Linked DNA regions of Homo sapiens: region 2 is linked to region 1. The links are chromatin loops, found by intact Hi-C in ENCODE. Cell type or tissue: OCI-LY7. All regions are shown on one strand. Links, peaks and the distances in the headings refer to the core of each region. The heading gives the core; the rest is flanking DNA.

Evidence for each region. Peaks named below come from ENCODE experiments on the same cell type or tissue, not always from the same donor. Only the 100,000 strongest peaks of a DNase experiment are listed, where the experiment ranks them.
Region 2: a loop joins it to region 1, with 3 times the contacts of the local background. A loop is called at or near these places in 1 of 110 quality-filtered maps.

What each region holds. Positions count from the first base shown.
Region 1 is chr16:13,389,709-13,395,092 of GRCh38, reverse strand. It overlaps a transcript of SHISA9 not described here. Among named protein-coding and RNA genes, the nearest start is that of SHISA9, 490 kb to the right of the region's middle. RefSeq lists enhancers at 4,382-4,431, 4,842-4,901. In OCI-LY7, for the core only: CTCF peaks have their summits at 2,545 (motif pointing left), 3,400 and 3,610 (motif pointing right); DNase peaks (open chromatin) are centred at 2,542, 3,122, 3,552, 4,812 and 1 weaker place; H3K4me3 peaks cover 2,221 bases; H3K27ac peaks cover 3,698 bases.
Region 2 is chr16:13,319,528-13,324,911 of GRCh38, reverse strand. It overlaps a transcript of SHISA9 not described here. Among named protein-coding and RNA genes, the nearest start is that of SHISA9, 420 kb to the right of the region's middle. In OCI-LY7, for the core only: no CTCF peak of the experiment used is centred there; a DNase peak (open chromatin) is centred at 2,301; H3K4me3 peaks cover 806 bases; H3K27ac peaks cover 1,238 bases.

The sequences.
Region 1 (5,384 bases), core at 183-5,182:
CATTTCATAGCCAGACTGCAAAGCCACATTCTTCCTCATCATTCCCCTTCTGGGATTTCACTAGAATTTCTTAGGATTTCATAAGATAAACCAACCCCCTACACATGCACACACACAAACAGCCACACACACACACACACACACACACACACACACACACACACCCCAGATACTGCTTTTGCTTTAAAATGACAGTGGCAGAGGAAGGGAGGGGCCCTATGGACTCCTTGGGATTCGTTTGTGTGCAAGTGAGGGGCAGAGTATAAAAAGCAAAGCATTGCTGCCTCTCATTCGTCCTGATTCTTCTACAGCAATTAAATACAAATAAATATCTCAATATATTTCCCCCACCATATTAGCAGTGACACAATACTGTCCTAAGTGCTATGGTGTGGAAGAACACGGCACAAAGAGAGTACATTGCAGGGCCATTAGTGTTTCCTACTGTGCCTTAAGGAAGATTTACTGGTAGAAGTGACACTTAGACCGAGAGCTAGAGAGTGAGAACGAGAAAGCCAAGTCAAAGGATCCTGAGTAGGGCAGGGATGGAGGAAGAGAATGTGTTATTGGCTCAAAGCTGAGAGAGAACATAGAACATCTGAACTGAGTGTAGAATGGACAAAGAAGAGGGTGGGGGGTAGGAGATAAGACTGAGCAAATAGAAAGGTCCAGACCAGAAAAGGACATGAAAGCCCACCTAAAGAAATCACATTATTTCTTCATCAGTCAGCTTTGGCAGCAATAATTCTGCATAGCAAAGACCTCTCAAACTCACTGGCCTCTGTAAACAAGGACATTAACGCTGCTTATGGGTTTGTAGAGGGGCTGTATCTCTTCTGGGTTTAGCTGGAATCTGCTAGGTTTGAATCCAGGCTGGGCATTGGGACTGTCTCCTCATTCTCTCTGGACTAGTTTCTACGTGGGGTGTGTTTTTCTCATGGCAGATGGTAGAAATGCAAGAAGGTGAGTGGAAATGCGTAATGCTTCTTACAGCCTCAGCTGGGAACTGGCACATTGACAATCCCATTCAAGTTCCATCCGCCAAGGCAAGTCACATGGCTAACCCAGTGTCAATGGGGTGGGAAGGTCACGTTGCCCACAGTGGGACGTGACGTAGAGCACCGTGGCAAAGAGTGTGAGTGCATATTTCTAATTCAGGGAAAGAGGAAAGAATGGGAACAATGACCCAACTTGTCAGAGCATCCCAGGAATAATAGAAACCTATGCCAGGATTTCAAGGGGAGCTGTGAATAAAATGATCAGATTAGCAAAACACCATGCCAGTATGACACAGAGACAGCCAGCCACCTTCAAGCCTTCAAGGGTCCTAAGCAGTGTATCACTCCCTCCAGACTCTCAGTTACTCATGGTCATCAGAGTCCCAGAGCTGTACTACCTAAGCCAAGGCTCACACAGTCTTTTATAAACTTCTCCTCCATTCTCTAGCCAACGTCCCTGATAGGACTAACAACCTAATGAGCATAAGAGTCCTGTTGGCTTTGGGTTATTCAATTTAGATGGCTGACACAGTGCCCGTCTGCCATTCCCTCCTGCCCCAAATCCCTACAAATAACAGAAACAATAGTATTAAAAAGGAAACTTCTACAAAAATATCACTGAAAGCAAGAAGGGGGTGACATCAGTGGATCAGACACAATAAGAAATTCAGACAAAGTAGATGGGATCTGATCGAAAGAGGGAAAGTTGGTGAGACATTTGGGGAAAGGAATGGCCACACAATTTTGGGGGGCCCAGTGCAAAGTGAAAATGCTGGGCTCTTGTTCAAAAATTAAGAATTTCAAGATGGCAACACCAGAGAATTAAAATAGGAGTGGGCCCTGTGTGACTGCACAGGTCACACACCCGTGGAGCTGGCCCTGCTTGGGGTATTTCAATCCCCCAACAGTGGATACAGTGAGCACGAGGGTATCAGGAGCAAACATCTGTGTGATCAGTTTGAAGCAGGTTTGGAATGGGGCCAGCTGATTGGTTCAGGGCACACCTTCCCCCAGGCCTGAAAGCCTCCATTTGGTTCCCATCAGTGGGCAGAATTTGTTCTCCCATCCTGGGGCGTTGTATTAGTTTCCAAGGGCTGCTGTAACAAGGTACCACGACCTGTTTCGCTTAAAAGCCAGACATTTATCATCTCACAGCTCTGGAGGGCCAAAATCAAGGTGTCAACAAAATTGGTTTCTTCTAAGGCTGTGAGTAAGAGAATCCCTTCCAGGCCTCTGCCTTAGCTTCTCGTGCTTTGCAGGCAGTCTTTGGTGCTCCTTGGTTTATATTAATAGAAGCAGATGGTCTCTGCCTTTATCTTCACACAGTGTTCTCCGTGTGTGCATATTTCTGTGTACAAATTTCCCCATTTTATATGACACCAGTCATATCGCAGCCTCCACAGCAAATCGGTTTTATTTCTTTAACCTCTTAACGCAGTGGGTGTTGGGACTTTAGAGACCTAAGACCTATGCTTTGGAGTACATCATTGTGAGCCTAGGTTAATCAGAGGGACTGTTTGACCTCTAAGTGATCTGTAATGCCGCCACCTGCTGATTCCATGCTGTAGTCCCTGGGCTGTAAAATGGAGCCCCAACTGAATTCAGTAAAAGGTCTACATCCTTCAGTAGGTGAATCAATAAACTGTGGTACATCCAGACAATGAAACATGTTTTCTTTTTTAAATGTATATATTTAAGGTGTACAATATAATGTTTTAATATACATGTACATAATGGAATGCTTTCCACTTTTACCATGAAAAATAGATTGTTATCTAGAACTAAAAAGAAGGGAGCTGTCAAGTCATCACACTCCAGTAGGGCCTTATCTTAACTAATCACAGCTCCAAAGAGTCTATTTCCAAAACAATCACATTCTAAGGCACTGGGAGTTAAGACTTCAACATAAGAATATTAGGAAGACACAACTAATCCATAACAGGTGTATTTAGGATGTTCGAGGTACCTTTACTCCCAGGGGTGAAGATACCTTTCCTCCCAGGAAAAAACCAGGTAGGAAAGCTGCCCTGCTGCACACCTCAGCTGGCAACACGTTGTTCCTCACCTCCACAATCACTGGCAGCAGATGGCTATAAACAGATACCAGCAAACCGGGACCATCAGACACTCGGGGCAAACCAAATGTCTGAGAATGAGGTAGTCACTTTTGAAGAATATCATTTGATTAAATCTGCATCATTCCAAACAGATGGACTTTTCATAGTCCTCTGACAGTCCCTGAATTGCCACCGTTATTACCCAACAGGTACAGTCATTTATTGAGCTACTTTACCTGCAGTCAGGTTACAGAGTTCAAAAACTTTGTTGCTTGGCTCCCAGGGTTATCCAAGATCAGAGGTCTGCAACCTTAGCTGCACAATGGAGTCACCTGGGGGCCTCCAAAAATATTGATTCCTGGATTCCACCCTTTAATTGATCTAGGGTGGAACCTGGACACTGAGATGTTTTTTAAGCTCTCAGGTGATCACAGTGCACTGCTAAGGTCTAGAACCACTGGCTTGGAACTCCCCCCGAACCCAGCCATCTGTGTAACTGTAATAATGCATATTGACTGCAGATGGCACGGCATAGATTCGTTGGGGACTGATTTTTGTTTGCTGCTTCCAAGTATAATACTTCAGTATCTCTTCTCTCTAACTCTGTAACACCAAGTGCCTTGTTTTCCCTTTCTTTAGCCTTTTTTCAGTTGTGAAGGAGCTAAATCTCTGCTGTACAGAGCTACAGTTTTGCTTACAAAGGCAAGACCTCAGATGGAAACTGAGGCCTACAGCAGCACAGTGAATTATACCAAGACTAAGTTAAGCAGATAATAGACTTATATTTAGTACAATTTAATGTAAGGAGCAATAATGTGGGCTATAGCATCTTTTTTCCAAGGGTTCATGTTGATCTCACTTACTCTATTCAGCAGGACACACTGCTTTATGGTTTCAGTGAATGTCACTCTATCTCTTGCCTTCTCTTCCTCTTACTGTCACTCTTATCAACTCTTTTCTACCCTCTCTTTAATTCTCATCCTCTTTCTCCACTCCTGTTCTCTCTCATGTTGTCTCCCCTTTTCTTTACTCTTTTCTCCTCAATATTCTTGCTTTCACAGATTGCCATGGTTGGAATGGAGATTCAGCAGCCAAAGTGTTACGAAAATCAAGATATGCCACATGCATACCCTGCAGTTGCCTGAGATATCTCAGACTGCCTCTTGTGAAAGATATGAGAAGACACACACAGCCAAGAGAAGTCACCTAAGTATTTCTTTTCATCAGCCCATGAAATCTTCTTTCTCCCAAAGCCTTTCTTTCCATTTTGTGGTGTCACCCAGCGTGCTGATCTCAGAAACTACCTGGAAAAGTGCTACACAAATGTGGGGAATCATAATAGTGAATGACTGTAACATGCTTGTTACAAGCCACATACCCTTCTAAGCATGTTGACAGATGAGACTGAAGAAAGAGGCAGGAGGTGATTTCAAGCCTAAGCTTGAAATCTTAAACGTGCTCTTAAACGTGACTTAGTGTTGAAAGCACTTCAGAAAAGGGCAGCAGCAGAGTGAGAAAGATCACAGGCGGAATAACAGAGAGACTGAAAGCAAAAAGCAGAGAGACAAAGTATAGAAACACAGAGGGACAAAGACAGCCAGCCACCCAGATGCAGAGAACCAGTGAGACAGAACTGGACCACAACACAACTGAGCCGAGATAGACAGGCCCAACAAACACACTTCATGTTGGATTGCAACTGGGTAAAACAATTGCATGTCTGAGGCCTAATTTAGATCAGAGATTAGATGAAATGCAGGTTTGGTTCTGGCGTGACTTAAGAATCTTCTGATGTCATGGTTCACTGGTTTTAGAAAATGCATGCTTGCTTCTGGTGCACCTGGTATCTTATAAAAAGAGAGAGAGAAAAAATCCCTTTTGGTTTTTGGCTCAGTTACAGAAAAAAAAAAAAAGGTTAGAAAAAACCCACATAGTATTTAAGTTCTATGTACTTCACACTTCAGCAAACCAAGGCAAAGCATTCTGATTTTCTTTTCAAGTCGTATATTTTGCACTTGTCAGTTGGGATCTTCAAAGACTCCTTTAAGCCAGGTGCCTAACCCAGTATTGTCCTTAGAAGTAAGTGGAAAAAAGAATGGAGAATGGAGAGCATTTCCAGGATTAGATCTTGCAAGAGCACCCATCCTACGCAAGAGTGCCAACCCTTTAGGGGCAGAAGGAATTCCTCAGTGATTATAGCCAGTGGAGATATTGCATTGTGATTTTCCAGGACAATCGCAGCCTCCACAGCAAATCAGTTTTATTTCTTTAACCTCTTAATGCAGTGGGTTTTGGGACTTTAGAGACCTAAGACCTATCCTTTGGAGTA
Region 2 (5,384 bases), core at 194-5,193, 70 kb after region 1:
TGGCCTGGAAGCCCCCGCTTTGAGATATCCTGCCTTCTGAGGCTGAACTAATGTATACTTTCCACATATTGATTTATGTCTTTGCCTGTAACTTCTGTCTCCCCAAACTATAGAAAACCAAGCTGTAATACAATCACTTCAGGCACATGTTCTCAGAACCTCCTGAGGGTGTGTCACGGGCTATGGTCCTTAATCTTGACAACATAAAAATCTAAACTGATTCAGATACTGCCTCAGATACTTTTTGGTTTACAATTCTATTGGTTCTATTTCTTTGGAGAACCCTGACTCACATAATCGTCAAGAGGTTTGTGCTACCAAGGCCATTTGAGGATGCCTAGATTGAAAAAAACAACCCCTGCAGCTCATAGAAGTGAAATTACTTAACTAATATTACATAGCAAGTGAGTAGTAGAGCTAGGATTTGAACCACTCTGCCTTAATCTAGAGCTTGTGCTCTTTCCCCATTTTTCTTTGTGGTTGCCAATCAGAAAGTGGCAGAATAGATGCTAGAAACTGGGCCAGGATCCTGGAGGTAACTATTTACCAACTCTTGAGCTACAGAAACTCCCAGAGCTAGGTCCTGGCTCAGTCTAGAGCAAAGATACTGCTAAGAGGTCACGAAAGGGTAATCAATTCTGATTCAGAGCTGCATTAATCCATTCTGCGTTCTATAAAGGAATACCTGAGGCTGGGTAATTCATAAAGAAAAGGGGTTTATTTTGCCTTACAGTTCTGCAGACTGTACAAGAAGTGTAGCACCAGCATCTGCTTCTGGTGAGGCCTTAGGAAGCTTGCAATCATTGCAGAAGGCAAAGGGGGAGCAGATACATCGATGGCACGAGAGGGAGCAAGAGAGAGAGGAAGGGGTGCCAGGCTCCTTTAAACACCCAGCTCTTACATGAACTAATAGAGTGAGAACTCATGACCACAAGGACAGCCTCAAGTCATTCATGAGGAATCTGCCCCCATGACCCAAACACCTCCCACTAGACCCACCTCCAACACTGGGGATTGATATGGTTAGGCTCTGTGTCCCCACCCAAATCTCATCTTGAATTGTAATCCCCAGGTGTCGAGAGAGAGACCTGGTGGGAGGTGACTGGATCTTGGAGGCAGTTTCCCCTATGCTGTTCTCATAATAGTGAGTGAATTCTCACAAGATCTGATGGTTTTATAAGGGGCTCTTCCCCCCTTTGCTCGACACTTCTTCCTGCCACCTTGTGAGGAAGTTACCTTGTTTCCCTTTTGCCTTCCACCATGATTGTACATTTCCTGAGGCCTCCCCAGGCGTGCGGAACTGTGAGTCAACTAAACCTCTTTTCTTTATAGATGACACAGTCTCAAGCAGTTCTTTATAGTAGTGTGAGAAAGGATTAATACAGGGATATTTCAATACGAGTCTTGGAGAGGACAAACAGCCAAACATCCAAACTATATCGCATATAAATATGAGATTTGAAGGGGGACAAACATCCAAACTATATTTAACCATGTCAAGCGCCAAACTTGTGGACTTCCACTCAATGACTGAGGATTCTGTCACTTAAAAGACATGGGAGATAAAATGCATCTGTTGACTCAACTCCAGGTACAAGCTTTGTGAGAGTGCATTGCACTCTGACTGCTGGCCATGAGACCAAGCACAATATTTCATTACCAAAAGGATGTTTGGTGGAGACGGAATAATTATAAGGAGCACCAGCATTCACCAAATACCTATTTTGTACTAGGCACTACTATAAATATTTTCCATAAATTACCTCCTTTAATTGTCTTACCAATATCAACATTATCACCCCCATTTTTGAAAGAAGAAAGTCAAAGTTAACTAACATTGAGCTGGGGGTTGAACCTAAACAACCTGACTCTTAAGCAGACATAGCAGGAAGATTCTGGGACTCTGAGATTACTGATCTATCAGGAAATCTCTGCAGTATTCCTACTTCTCACAGTTGTGGTGCAGGTACTGGACGTGACATGAATCCAGACACAGTATGACTGGTAGCCTCTTAGATTTTATTGGGTGGTAGTATCTCCCACAACCATAATGTGGGAGTTAAACAACTTTACGGGCCAGGTTTGATCTAGAAGAAGAAGATTTCACAAAGATTTTATAGCTTTAACTTTACAATAATGTCTCAAGCTTTCCTCATCCCCACCCAATTTCATCCCTTCTCTAAACACAACTTTGCAACCACCCACATCCCCAGGATGGATGGGGATGCGAGAGTGGGTGAGGGAAGCGCATCTGCAGAGACAGCTGTTGCTATTTCCTTTTTCTCTGGCCTGAGGTGCTTTGTTTTAGCCTTTCACTTTCCAAATAGGCCTTGACTAGCCTCCTTAGCACCCCTGCTAACCTTCAAAACTCACACAGTCTGGGTTTCTATGCAAAAGAGAAGAAAACAGACATTCCCCACTTATCCACCTACAGCCTTGTTTTCAGAGGGCTCTAACTGGCTCTGAGCCTGGAGCCATATTCAGCTAGCTGAATTAACTGATAAGAGAGGAAAGGATGAGAAGAGAGGAAAGGATGAGAAACCATTATGCAGATGTCTGGCTACTCAGGGCCCTCCTGGCTCCAGAGGCCTTGGCAGCTTTAGGGAAAGGCTGTAGATTTGAAGTTCAGTCTGTGCTCATTTCCAATTATTTTTTCCTATTAGATCACTCTAGGATCATTACTATTATTCTTCAACACTGGCTGATTTGCTGATCTGGTTGGCTGAACTCAGTTAAGGCACTCAGCTCCTTCGAGGCCATTTCTGTATTTGTAAAATAGAGATAATATACTACGTAGCTGGCAATATTATTATGAGAATTAAAGAAGAGAATAGTTGCAATGCATTTAATGTAATTAGTAAGACATATACAATATGTAGACATATGAAATATATAATCACAATTTTATTGTGTCGTTTAGTGAGCACTTGTTGAGCACCTATTATATGTCAGGTATTGTGTCAGGTACTTTAAAAAATATGTTGTTTAATGATCACAAATCCATAAGACATAATTCCTATTATCCCCATTTCACAGTTAGTGAATTCCAAAAGGCTAAGTGTTTGTTCAAAGATCACATTAGATATTAAGTGGCAGAGATTATTATTGAGATTATTTTATTATTATGATTGTCATTTGGAGTCCAACTATCTAACAATGGACAAATCCCATCTATATATTGCACACACAGCCATACACCGACACACCTGGAGATTATCAGACAGGCACACCTGAACACACAAGGAAAAAGGAAACATGTACAATATGCAACACATAAACTCATTAAGTTATAGAATTTCCCTCAGCCTTTACAATCAGTGTGTTCCTCTCCTTTGTACTATTCCCTTAAGTGTTCAACTAATCTGATGGATTAATGGATGTAGGATGCTAATAATGGCCTTATTTATTACAATACCTTCCCAAGGGTGGCTGTATTTTAACAGATGACTTCTGGACAGCAGAATGCAAAAGCTGCCAGAATTATTTGCTCTTAGGGGAATTTCAGGCCTATGGCAGGAAGATGAAAGAGAGACTCCCAGAGAAAAATCATTCATTCGTTCATTCATTCATTTATTGACATGCTATTTGTCACCGGCTCTGTGTTCTATGCTATAAAAGACTCTGGAGAGAAAGTCATACTGGGACATGATCTCTGACCTCACAGATACTAGAGTCTGCTAGTGTAACATACCTTCCTATTGCCACCTGTAGATGGATGGATCTGGCAACAATATGGGAATCGTGGTTGCATTTAGAAACTTCATTGTGGATTTCCAGAATTATGAAGATGTGCCGTCCAATGTAGTAACCATTAGCCACATGGGCTACTTACATTTGAATCTAAATGTATTAAAATTTAGATAAAGTCAAAAATTTAGTTCCTTGGTGGCACTGGCCACATTTCAAGGCTCAATACCTTCATCTGGTTAACGGCTACCAAGTTGGCAGACACAAGGTTTACAGCATTGCAGACAGTTCCATTGAACAACACCAGACTAGTAGATCAAAGAATGAAGATAGTTTAGAGACACTCAGATTCTAACCTTCTTGTTGTATAAATGGTGACAGGGAGGTCTAGAGGGGGGTGGCCACAGAATGAGTCCATATTTAGTCCAGCTGTGAAGAGGAAACTTTCAGTGCTTTTGCCAAATAATACCCTTGTCCCCCAACCCTGTCCTACCCAGCTTGTCAGCTTCCCTTCACAAGCAAAGGGTAAGAAGACATTGATTTCATATTTGACATGGCTCTGCATGTTCCAGGGGTAAGACTTGATCTCTGGAAGAAGCCATTGTCCAGAGGAGACCCTACTATCTCTACAGGAGGCTGTATTCATCAGCAACTACAACAACAAAAACAAAACAGCACCTTTCCTTTATGTGTGGCTCTTGGTACAGTGCTGAGAACATGGCATGGATTATCTTCTTTAAGCTTCCCTAGCACCCAAAGAGTTTAACATTATTACAACAGTTAAGGAAGCCATGGTTTAGAAAGGTGAGATAACTTGCTCAAGGTCACATACCTACAAAGAGAGAAACCTGAATTGGAACTTGCTGGGTTGCTTGACCTCTGAGCCTATTGCTGTTTTGCCTACTTTTTTTTTTTTTTTTTTTTTTTTTTTTGAGACAGAGTCTCGCTCTGTCACCCAGGCTGGAGTGCAGTGGCATGCGATCTTGGCTCCGTGCAGCCTCTGCCTCCTGGGTTCAAGCGATTCTCCTGCCTCAGCCTCCTGAGTAGCTGGGACTACAGGTGCATGCCACCACGCCAGGCTAATTTTTGTATTTTCAGTAGAGACGGGGTTTCACCATGTTGGCCAGGATGGTCTCGATCTCCTGACCTCGTGATCTGCCCGCTTCAGCCTCCCAAAGTGCTTGGATTACGGGTGCGAGCCACCGTGCCCGGCTGTTTTGCCTACTTTCTAACCTAACATTTCATTTTAAAGTTTCATCTTAACAGGCTAAGAAATGATTATAATTGCAGATTTTCCTTTTTCCTGGCCTGGCTTCAAATTCAAATATCAAAACAAATGTAAAACCAAAGTTTAAATAAGAACCATCCCCGCTGGAAAAGCCACATGCGTTCTGTTCCTTGGCCTTGTTTTTTTTTTTTTTTTAACAGCTCTGTGCACATCTCTGCACTGTACACCCTGGAAAGGCCCCTGTGGGACCCAGAAGGGGCCACAGCTGAGAGACCATTCCCAGGGCTCCTCTGCAAGCTCAGGACTGTGCATCATGGATGGAAAGGAGGGATTACATCAGATTCTGAGTAACCCCCCTGCTCCCCACGCACACTCCCATCCCAGGATGGCAGAGAGGGAGCAACAAAAGGGAGGAGGCTCACTTGAAGCTGGGCTCTTTCCAGCCACAGCCTTGGAGGTACCATTTCAA